Regions from separate parts of the Homo sapiens genome. Here region 1 is linked to region 2. Evidence: read pairs that join two places in POLR2A ChIA-PET (ENCODE). Cell type or tissue: IMR-90. All regions are shown on one strand. Each heading gives the region's core, and the rest is flanking DNA. Links, peaks and the distances in the headings are about the cores only. Region 1 has its middle 40 kb from the start of EHD3. Region 2 overlaps LBH (LBH regulator of Wnt signaling pathway).

Region 1 (5,380 bases), core at 164-5,163, 1.0 Mb before region 2:
TAGGGTTCACTCTTAGTGTTGTACATTCTGTGGGTTTTGACAAATATATAATGACTAACTGCTTTTCAGATGCAATTCTTTGTGCATGTTTCAAAGGCATAATATTATAACGACTAGACAGTCATTGCTGGAAGATACTGCATCCAGAAGTAATTGGTCTGGACATGTGAGTGGCCAAGGACCGTCACAAGGAGACAGAACTTCATCAACTTCATCAGTGACTGTCTGAGATTTGGGGGGACATGATGATTTCCTGGGTCGTGTTCGGCCCCCAGATCCTGAGGTCTTGTAGCCTAGCCGTACACAATCAGGAACAGATTTCCAAAGGCATATTCTGTGAGGGGTGTTGCTTACAAACTCCAACCGCTAGGATCCTCACCACGAAGACCAGTTGGAATTCACTATGGCCAGGTTGTTATTCATTTAAAAGTATCTGCAGAGAATTCTTTTTCTCAAGACCTTTCAAAGATGGTAAAGTGATTGAGGATATGGAATAAGATCTTTGTGGTTTACTAAACTGTTAACTATTTATAGCATGTATTTATGTATATAATAAACTATATATAAGATACAATATGGGTTTGATATTAAATTTGACTCCTCTTCACTGAGGAACTGGTGAAACCTTAGTCTTGAGGTGAATGCGCCACAGTTCCCCGGGTATGTGCCAGGAAAGACACTGACAACTGGTCATGGAAACCGCACTGCTCTCCGACTCCTATCACCAGCAGTGTTCCAGGCCTGCTGCCAATCCATAGTCACTTTGATTTTGAAACCAGCTGTGGGTATCCTGACCCCCCTCAGGTCTTTTGTTGTCATCGTTCTTTGTCATCCACTGATCTTTTGTATCCTACAAGTCTGCAATTGAAACTGTCTCATCCTTGTCATTAGGGCTTTTAGATTGAATGTTAGAAAGTCTCAGTTTTTATATGCAGTTGTTCTAGGCTGCTGCTTAAGGGCAGTATCTTCATCAATTTCATTTCTAAGGAAGTGTCCCTCCCTTGAATGCTTGCTTTATGTAAAGCTGGGGCTGGAGCTGCACCTCAGGAAAGGATGCCTTCTCTCTCATCTGCCAACTTCTGTCTCTCTGAGCTGTGGCATGTCCTATAACAGGCGAGATTTGCCTTTTCTAAGAAAATAAGAAACTACAGGTGGAACAATCTGAGCAATGGTCTCATTCTGCACAGAATGAGCCCTGTGGTCCTTCTCATCATTCTGTAAGAATGACCCTCTGGCTGGAGCTGCCCAAGGGGTAACTTTGGGGCCACTTTCACAGGAGAAGTCCTGCACATTCCATGGCTCCATCTTCTCCCAGTGATTCAAAGTGGCCTGCCAAGGATCTGGTGCCATGTGGTACATATTTTCTGGCAAGACCACTGCACCTATTCACATGGTCAGCTAAGTAATCCCCAGCAGGCCATCCTCTGATTGGATTTGTCATCGAGCAATTGATTGTTCATTAATGCCAACAAGTATTTATTGAGCATAGACAGTGTTGCAGGTCATGTTCCCTGGGAAGCAGACTCTGAGATGGAGTTCATCATGCAAAACGTTTATTAGAGAGTGGCTTTGGCTTTACACTTGGGAAGGAAGAGAAGCAAGATTGGGCAGAGGGAGCAGTTGGGCTCTAATGCAATCACAAAGGCTCAGCTGACCCTATAAGGAGTTCTGAAGCTGGGATGTCCCTTCAGAACTGTTCCAGGTTGGGGCAAGGGGGCCAGACCTTCATATGCCCTCATTGATCAGTCATTGGGTACAGCTGCCCCTGGGAATGGGGTGTGACATAAGCAGTGAGGAGGCAGAACTCTGCAGGTGAGGGAAATTTCTGGAGACAGCTTGAAGTGGAGCAGCTGGATGAATAAGTCCTTTACCACTCAAAGGGGAGCTAGGGAAGTAGCAGGGTATGTATTGCTCTGTGCGAAGCATATTCTGTGCCCCTAAGAAGCTTATTATCTAGATAGGTGGAATTAAACAAGTGTGCAAGTGACAGTGTTATAAGGTGGCATCAGGCAGGTGGCACTTCCAAAGCTGTAGGGGTTTGCAGATGGCAGGGATGGTGGGAGTGGGGTGTCACATTTGCTTGGAGGAGATATTTGCACTGGGTCTTGGAGAATCCTAGCTTGAGGATTTTTGTCATTTTCTAGTCATTAGCCTGATTGAAATCCTTGGTGCATGAAGAGGACTTCTTTCACACAGACCACTAAACCAGGATTACAGACTAGACATTAAGTAAATCCCCAGGGCTGATAAATAACATCTGGCCAAGTGCTATAGCTCAGAGTTAGTTTTCTTGTTTTCTCTTCATCTCAAGAAGTTCCAGGAAATGTCGCTGAAGAGTTCAACGCTATCGTTATCTCAGGCCTCAATTCCTGTGGCTCTTGGATGCACCAGGGTATCAAGAGGATAAGCTGCAGCTGCTTGAGGCTGAAACAGTTACTCTGCGCAGGGCAAGAAGCACCAGCTGAGTTCTTTGCAGTGAGTTATATCTTTTCATTCCATTGCATATTCCTGAAGACTAGGCTTTTCTGGAATGAGGGGAATTGCCTTGTATGGCCAAGAAAGCTGTGGAGACATTTAGGAAGCAGAGATGATCTGGAGGGGAATTCCACATATAAGCAGGTGCCCACGTGGTGTCAGGTCCAGATACCTGCCTGACACTCCTCTCTTGCTGCTTTCCTTGCCAGACTAACAGGAACCCCTCTCACTGGGCTTAGGAGGCTCCTGTTAGACTCATATCCATGACCAGAGTCAGGGCTGCAGCATCTGACCCCATGGTCACACATACAGCCTCTTAGTTCTTCAGATCAGCCAGCTGTTCCATAGCAAAACTCAGCCCTGTAGGATGGAGCAGACATGGATGATGGGAATGGAGAGTGTGTGTGTGAGAGAGGGAGAGACAGAGACAGAGAGAGAGAGACTCTGTGTGTGTGTGTGTGTGTGTGTGTGTGTGTGTGTGTGTGTGTATGCATGCATGCACATGCACGTATGCATGTATTAGTGGCCTAGAGAGGACAGAATGCCCAGTCAGGAGAGGGGTGGTCCTCTGGCATCCTGAGCTGGGCCTGGATGGGCAGGAGAACAGGAGGGGGTGGCCTGTGAGAAAGGAAACCTGGACTGAAGTCAGATTTCACCAATGTTATGATGCCACTAAGCTTGAGATTCTTTCAAAGGTGAACCAAATCCTAGTTCTGCCCTGTGATGGGACTGAGATGCAGTAATGGGTCCCCTCCTTTCCATAATGATCTGGCATTTGCCACTGCCTTAGCTCCTTGTCTTCAAGGAGGTTTAAGAAATGCTATAAAAAAGCACTGGCTGTCAGAAAAGAAAACTTTACAACATAGTGTGATCCTGACACTTTGCAAATGAAGAGAAACATTTGCCATTAGAGTCAGGCGTTCAACACACTGGAGGATCTGCTGTCAGCCTTGGAGTTCTCAGGTGGTCTGCATCGTAACCAGACTGTCATGCCGCAATATACCCAAACCCACCCCAGTGAGTGCCCCTTGAGTGTCCACAGCCCCTTGTCAGCACCAGATCATGATGGCTGGGAAGGCAGGCAGGGACTTTGGGATATGCATTTACCTAGGAGGCAGTGGCCACAGTAGGCTAGGGCTGCAGGTTCCCCACAGGTCATCTCCAGGCCCCTGGGCACCTTTCAAGTATTCAACACTGTAAACATTGCTGCACTCAGATCCTTGGCAGGATCCCCCAACTCCACATCTCTTCTAGTCTCTTTTTCCTTTGTACTTTTACAGGGCTTGATTCTTTCCTTCCTTCCCATGTATAGGATTCTCACCTCTTCCCTGAAGCATGCCTCTTCTAGCACATTGGCAACAAAACTCTCTCATGTAGAGTGTTTACATTGTTGGTGAACTTTCCCATCTCCTTGTTGCCTCATATCTCCAAATGTCTGAAGTGACCCCACTTGGGGAAAGAATAAACAGAGGCACAAAGAGGCCCCATGGCTTGTTCTGTTGGAGGAACTCAGGTCACCAGATGCCCATGCACCTGCTCCCGCCAGACTCTCTCTGTGGAGTTGGTGTTTTTCTGTGCTGACCTGCCCTCAGGCCATGGCTGCCACCACTACACTTCAGTGATGCGCCCTGGGGTGGGGAAGGGTACCCTACACCTCATGAAATTCTAAGGGAAGGACATAGAACTGCTACTTCTGACATGTCCTTATTTTATAGCCTCAACTGTCTAACATGCACATATTCATCCCAATTAATTCTTAGGAAGGGATTCTTGCTTTGAAAATTCCCCCGCAGCATTCTTTCTGAGAAACGCTGTCATGTCCTCTCCTATCTTCAATTATCTTGCAAAAAACCACCTCTGTGTAGTGTCCCAACCTGACCCAAACACACATAGAGATGCACAAACACACACACACACACACCCTCCATGAAGCCTCTCCTGCTGCAGCCTAGGTCCCCTCTGTGCAATCTGTACATGGCAGCAGTGCTCAGGCACCATAGGTAGGTGGGCAAACACAAAGTGGCAGATGGTTGCTTACGGTGCTACCAGTGTTGCCATTGTTTCTCCAACCTCACAAACAAGACTTCCAGCTTCTTGAGCAAGTATAGGAAGCTGCAAAGCCAGAGAGCTGCTGTTACAGCTGTATAGCTGCTGGGTCCACCTCTGGCATGATCTACTACAGCACAGTCTCCCACAAGTATATCTGGTTGGCGGGACCTAAAATCACATCCTGAACCTGGCTGCAAGGGAGTCTGGGAATTGTAGTTTTACTCTTTCCAACCTGGATATCTCCCTGTGTAACCCTAGGCAGACAAATACCCAGTCAATCCCCAGTACCTACATTCCTGAAGAGAGAAGGCAAGTCCTGTTCTCATTTGACACTGTAAGTGGGAAGTTCTCTAACTTAAAAAGTCACACTGAAGGGTGGAGCTAGGATATGGCAGAATACAACTCAGACACTGAAGGGCTTTATGTGAATCACCCATCCCTTCAGCTTCCAGTGACCTCAGTTCTTTTTTTTTTTTTTTTTTCTTTGAGACGGAGTTTCACTCTATCGCCCAGGCTGGAGTGCAGTGATGTAATCTCGCCTCACTGCAGCCTCCGCCTCCCAGGTTCAAGCGATTATTCTGCCTCAGCCTCATGAGGAGCTGGGACTACAGGCACGCACCACCATGCTCGGCTAATTTTTGTATTTTTAGTAGAGATGGGGTTTCACCATATTGGCCAGGCTGGTCTTGAACTCCTGACCTCGTGATCCACCCACCTCGGCCTCCCAAAGTGCTGGGATTACAGGCATGAGCCACTGCACCTGGCCAACCTCAGTTCTTAGGAAGGCAGGAACTTGGTTTCCAAGAAACTTTCTTTGCTTTTCACTTGCTTCATGGGCTAAACTATTGACAGACTT
Region 2 (5,380 bases), core at 256-5,255:
GAATGAACAAGCAGCAGCTAATTCAAATAAAAAACCCACCTGTTCTTTGCCCCCTAACAATGTGTGAAGGCAAGAAATTCCGTCTTTGAAATACTTGCCTCCTGCTATTTTATTATCATCATTATTATTATTTGCATTTTACTGGCTTTTCCACGTGAAATGTGGCTAATAAGAACAGAAAGAATTGTAGCAAAGGGGCAGCAGGGCTACTAACTAGATGCAGGGAAGGAAGAATATTCTCCAGTCTCTACTCAGAGACTGTCCATCTTTAAGACTCTCATCTTCCTTAAATCTCCCCTGGACTGGGGTTACAGAACATCCACCTCACTCTGTTCTGCCTTGCCCTGGTGCCTCTAATCCTATAGAGGACTTAAGCAAAGATTTGGGGCTTATAACAACTGCTAGACCTCCTTCCTTTGGATCAAAGATGCTTAAGCCTCCAGCCTTGAAACTTAAAAGAAAAGGAAATCCTTTGGATAAACACCATCTTTCATAAACATCTCTCAAACACACACCCATCCTGCGAGTCAGGAGTTCCAAATTCTAATTAATTGCACTAATTTCTACTGCTAACTCTGGGCCCAGTGGAATGAGGAGGCTTTTGGAATGTTAGAGAACTTTTTTCTCCGGGGCAGTGAGAAAAGACTTGTTATCAGGCACAGATGACTTCAAATATTCACGACTTTTTGACTGTATCATCATTACCTTCTGGAAAGAAGACTGGCCCCCTGTCACCTCCAGGCATCTGTGGGTGGCACATCCGTCTCTCTATCCTCCCTCCACTAGTACTACCCAATGTCCCATGGTCACACCTCTCTCAGCTGCCATTTCTAACTATCCCCGCATTCTTTTTTTGGAAACACAAATCTTGAATATTTAGCCTGTCCCATTGCCTTCCATTTCTTGTTTGGGTTCCCTTCCTAACCCCCACCACGTAGCTTCCAAAAACATCCCTGGATGGAAACAAATCTCGAAGGCCTTCCTTGCAGCCCTGCCCCACGGCCTTTACTCCACTTTCATTCCGTCTCTACCCATTCTACAGTGCACTACCAGGACGACTCACTTTGTCCTCCACAAAAAATTTTTTTGCCCCACGCAAGACGTCTTCCTTGATAGTAGCTCCCATAAAAGAAGCTTGGAGATTTTAGTTGATCACAACTGCAGCATTGAGGCTAACAACTGAAGCAAATAGGGCTATATTCCTAGAGGTATATGCCTTTCAATGAAACCATCTACACTAACAGAGAGCTGATGGACCTGCTACCCTCTCATCAGGCATATTCTATTTAGCCTAGGGCAGCCATTCTCCAAGCTCAACTGCCAAGATCCTTTCAGTGAGGGAGCCTCCACAGAGGTAACATATTTTCATAGTAATACTAAGATGTCGTTTGCCTTTTTCAGTGTTAACACTTGCACTAAGGGTATAGAAAGCAACAGTGGAAGAAACTGCTGGCACCTTGGCGAGAATTAACATAGTGGCAGCAAACCATACTTGGCATCATCAATTGTTCGCCAGCTCACCCTCACGATTAAAACGAAAGCAAGCAAACAAAAAAAATTAATGCCCTTGATGAAGTGGTAAAAAGTAATTTATATTAAATATTGACTCAACCACATGTCACTTATGTATGTGGCACAGTGAAATGGACAGTTAGCCTACAACATTTCTGCTGCTGACGGAAGTACAACAGCTGTCTTGAGGAAAGCAGTCATGTGACAGAGTTGCCAGCTGAACTAGCCGCTCATGCCACGGAGCACCATTCTTACTTGAAAGAATGACCAACAAATTGTAGTTATTCCAACTTGGGTATTTGGCAGGCATTTTCTCAAAAATGGACAAAGTGACAAAGTGAGCCTGTCACTTCAAGGAAAATAACAGTATTTGTCACCAATGATAAAAATAGAGCTTTCAAGTGAAAATTAGAATTTTGAAAAAGTTGTATCAGCCACCATGAGCCTGACAGCTTCCTAATGCTTGAGATCAGTAGAGACATTAAGAAATGTGATTTTATGATATTGTATAATGAAATGAGTCAACATTTTGAAGACCTGCATAACTTGGTGAACCTATATTTTCCAAATGATCAGAACATTACACTAAGCATGGGTAAAAGATGCACTCAAAGTGCAAAATAGACTAATGAATTTTAGTGTACAAAAAGGTCATTGATAAGATGTCAGATATCACATTGCCACTAACATTTAAGAAACTACCACTTGTTGGCTGGGCACAGTGTTTCATGTCTATAATCCCAGCACTTTGGGAGGCTGAGGTGGGAGGACTGCTGGAGGCCGGGATTTCAAGACAAGCCTGGGCAACATAGTGAGACCCCATCTCTACAATTAAAAAAAAATAGCCAGGCATGGTGGCACATATCTATAGTCATAGGGACTTGGGGAGGCTGAGGCAGGAGGATCACTTGAGTCCAGGAGTTGGAGGCTGCAGTGAGCTATGACCATGCCACTGCACTCTAGCCTGGGTGACAGAGCAAAACGCTGAAAGAAAGAAAGAAAGGAGGGAGGGAGGGAGGGAGGGAGTGAGTGAGGAAGGAAAGAAAAAGAAAGAAAGAAAGAGAAAGAAGGAAGGAAAAAAGAGAAAGAGAGAAAGAAAGAGGAAAAAAACTAGTGAAGTACCAAAGAAACAAATCTGCATAGGCTAGATATCCTTCATTGACTTCAACCAACAACCAACACATACTGCAACAGATTGACTGGAGAAGCACATGAGAGTCTAGCCTAGTCTTCTATTAAACTAGACTTTAAACAGCCATGCAAAAACGTAAAACAATGCCTCTCCTCTCATTAAACATTTTCTGTTTTGGAAAATATATTTTTTACTAAAAACTGTTATTTACATTAACATGTAACAGTTTTGTTACTCTAAATGAATAAGTAAAAATTTTGAAAATTGTTCTAATTTCTGAAACAGTAAATATCAAAAGACATAATCAAAACAAAAGACATAATCATGAACAGAAGCTCTTTGGGTAGTCCTAAAATAAGTTTTAAGAGTGTGAAAGGGACCGAGACCAAAAGGTTTGAGAATAGTTGGCCTGGAGAAATAATCCTCAGTAAGATGACTATGGGCCAGGTGCAGTGGCTCACGCCTATAATCCCAGCACTTTAGGAGGTAAGGCGGGCAGATCACTTGAGGTCAAGAGTTTGAGACCAGCCTGGCCAACATGGCAAAACCTCATTTCTACTAAAAACACAAAAATTAGCCAGGCGTGGTGGTGCACGCCTGTGATTCCAGCTACTTGGGAGGCTGAGGCATGAGAATCCCTTGAACCCGGAAGGCGGAGGTTGCAGTGAGCTGGGATGGCACCACTGCATCCTGGGTGACGGAGTGAGATTGTGTCTCAAGGGAAAAAAAAAAAAAAAAGACTATGTAAGTCAAGGTTGAAAAACAACATATTTTAAAACTGGTAAAGATTTGAGGGGAACATAAAAGGTGCCTTCTGATATCTGAAAGGCTGATAGGTAGGGAAAGAACAGGTTTTTGTTGTTGCTTTTGTTTTTTAAACTCCAACGGGCACATCTTAGGATTAGGATGGTGGATTTCATGTCATTATTCGACTTTTAAAAAACACAATAAGGATTAGTTCTCTCACTTATACACATGGAAATCAGGCCCAAATAGGTGATGTGAGTTGCCTGAGATGACATAGGTAGCAGCAAAGCCAAGATTAGAAACCAGTTATCCGGATTCTTAAGTCTGTAATCCCTCTGTGCTGAGAGGTTCTGGACTCTGTGTCACAGTGTCCAAAGAATATCTAGGTAACCCGATGTCAGGCTACTGTAGAGGACATTCCTTATCAAGGTGATAGGACCAAGCTCAAAGCTGCCCTCCCCTCTGAGGACCTACAGTGCCATCGCTTTGATTCTGAAGAAAGTGTACGTATCCATGGTTTCCGAACTTCTAGTGTAGTCCCCAGTGGAATTCTGAACAACTCTGTCTCCTTTCACATGTTCTAAAATCCCTGATATATTATACATATTGACATTTTAAAATAAAATATACATACCACTCTTTTAAATGTACTAAATGGATTACAAATACCATAAGAATTTGACGGCAACCATGACCTATTAAAAAACTCAAGAACAAGCTCTTAAGTCAAATCTTGTATTCTTACTTTCTCTATGTAAAACTGTATTTCCATTCTACTTCTCCACAGAATTTTTTCTTGATGTAATATATTTTTATGTTTGAAAGTTTTTAGTCATTAGCTTTTCATAATTCTCTACAATAAAAAGATGTATTTATGCATACAAAATGATATTTTAAAAAATGTCCTACTTTAAGGCTTTGTTAATTTACAAATTCTGGATTGGTTTATTGCAGCTATTAGTATATAACTGATCAACAAACATATCACAAATAATTATTAAACACAAAGGTAAATTTTTATTGAGGTTTCTTTTTTTTCTGTTTGTTTGAGACAGGGTCTCACTTTTACCCAGGCTGGAGTGCAGTGGTGCGATCTCAGCTCACTGCAGCCTCCACCTCCTGGGCTCAAGCGATCCTCCCACCCCAGCCCCTCAAGTAGCTGGGACTACGGGTGCACACCACCACGCCTGGCTAATTTTTTTTTGTATTTGTTGTAGAGATGGAGTTTCCCTATGTTGCCCAGGCTGGTCTCAAACTCCTGAGCTCAAGCAATCTGCCCACCTCAGCCTCTCAAAGTGCTGGGATTATAGGTGTGAGCCACGCGTCCAGCCTTAATGAAGGTTTCTTACTGCAATAGTGAGTTGAATTGCGACAGGTTCTCCTCTTGTAAAGGGGGAGAAGGGCAGTTTTGAAAGAAAGGTAGGACAAGGAAGCAGGTGAAGCTAGTCTTCAGGAAATGCAATTTGCAAAAAGCAAGAGAAGAAGGCTTAAGATGTGGAAATGGATTTCCTGAAAACCCTCCCTGCCATCATGTCCTTTGGAAAGTGTCTGTGAACCCCAGAGGCAGCTGTCCTCCCATTTTAACATTTTGTTAAAATGTGAAGTAGTATAAGCATTATTAAGAAGTAATTTGGCATACAAATCTCTAACACTCAACTGCCAATGAAAACAGTCAGGAAGGTTCCTGATGCTTCAACTGCCATACCCGAGGGGCACATGACCAAAGAGATACCCATTTTAGAGGATCCTAAAAGGATTGTGCTGTGGAATTTCACACTCATGTAAGCTGGTATGTGTCAGCCTTGTGATATCACCTTCATCATCCCTGTTATGTCCACATACATGTCTTAGTTTCCTCCACTCATTTATTTAAAACATACTTGTTTAAAAATCTACCACTACATAAATGGAAAACTAGTCTTACATTTTTCAAGCTGTCTGTATAGCACCTAAATGAACTTTGTAAACCATCAGGAGTATGTGGACCCT

The links. ChIA-PET counts read pairs that join two places held together with the same protein. Peaks named below come from ENCODE experiments on the same cell type or tissue, not always from the same donor. Only the 100,000 strongest peaks of a DNase experiment are listed, where the experiment ranks them.
Region 1: POLR2A ChIA-PET joins it to region 2 with 9 read pairs; 2 of 35 experiments call an interaction of 5 or more read pairs at or near these places.

What each region holds. Positions count from the first base shown.
Region 1 is chr2:31,271,537-31,276,916 of GRCh38, reverse strand. No RefSeq gene overlaps it. Among named protein-coding and RNA genes, the nearest start is that of EHD3, 40 kb to the right of the region's middle. In IMR-90, for the core only: a CTCF peak has its summit at 2,229; a DNase peak (open chromatin) is centred at 2,386; H3K27ac peaks cover 1,223 bases; H3K27me3 peaks cover 427 bases.
Region 2 is chr2:30,243,963-30,249,342 of GRCh38, reverse strand. The region is part of intron 2 of LBH (LBH regulator of Wnt signaling pathway); the gene reads right to left. Among named protein-coding and RNA genes, the nearest start is that of LBH, 15 kb to the right of the region's middle. In IMR-90, for the core only: no CTCF peak of the experiment used is centred there; no DNase peak of the experiment used is centred there; H3K27ac peaks cover 1,543 bases.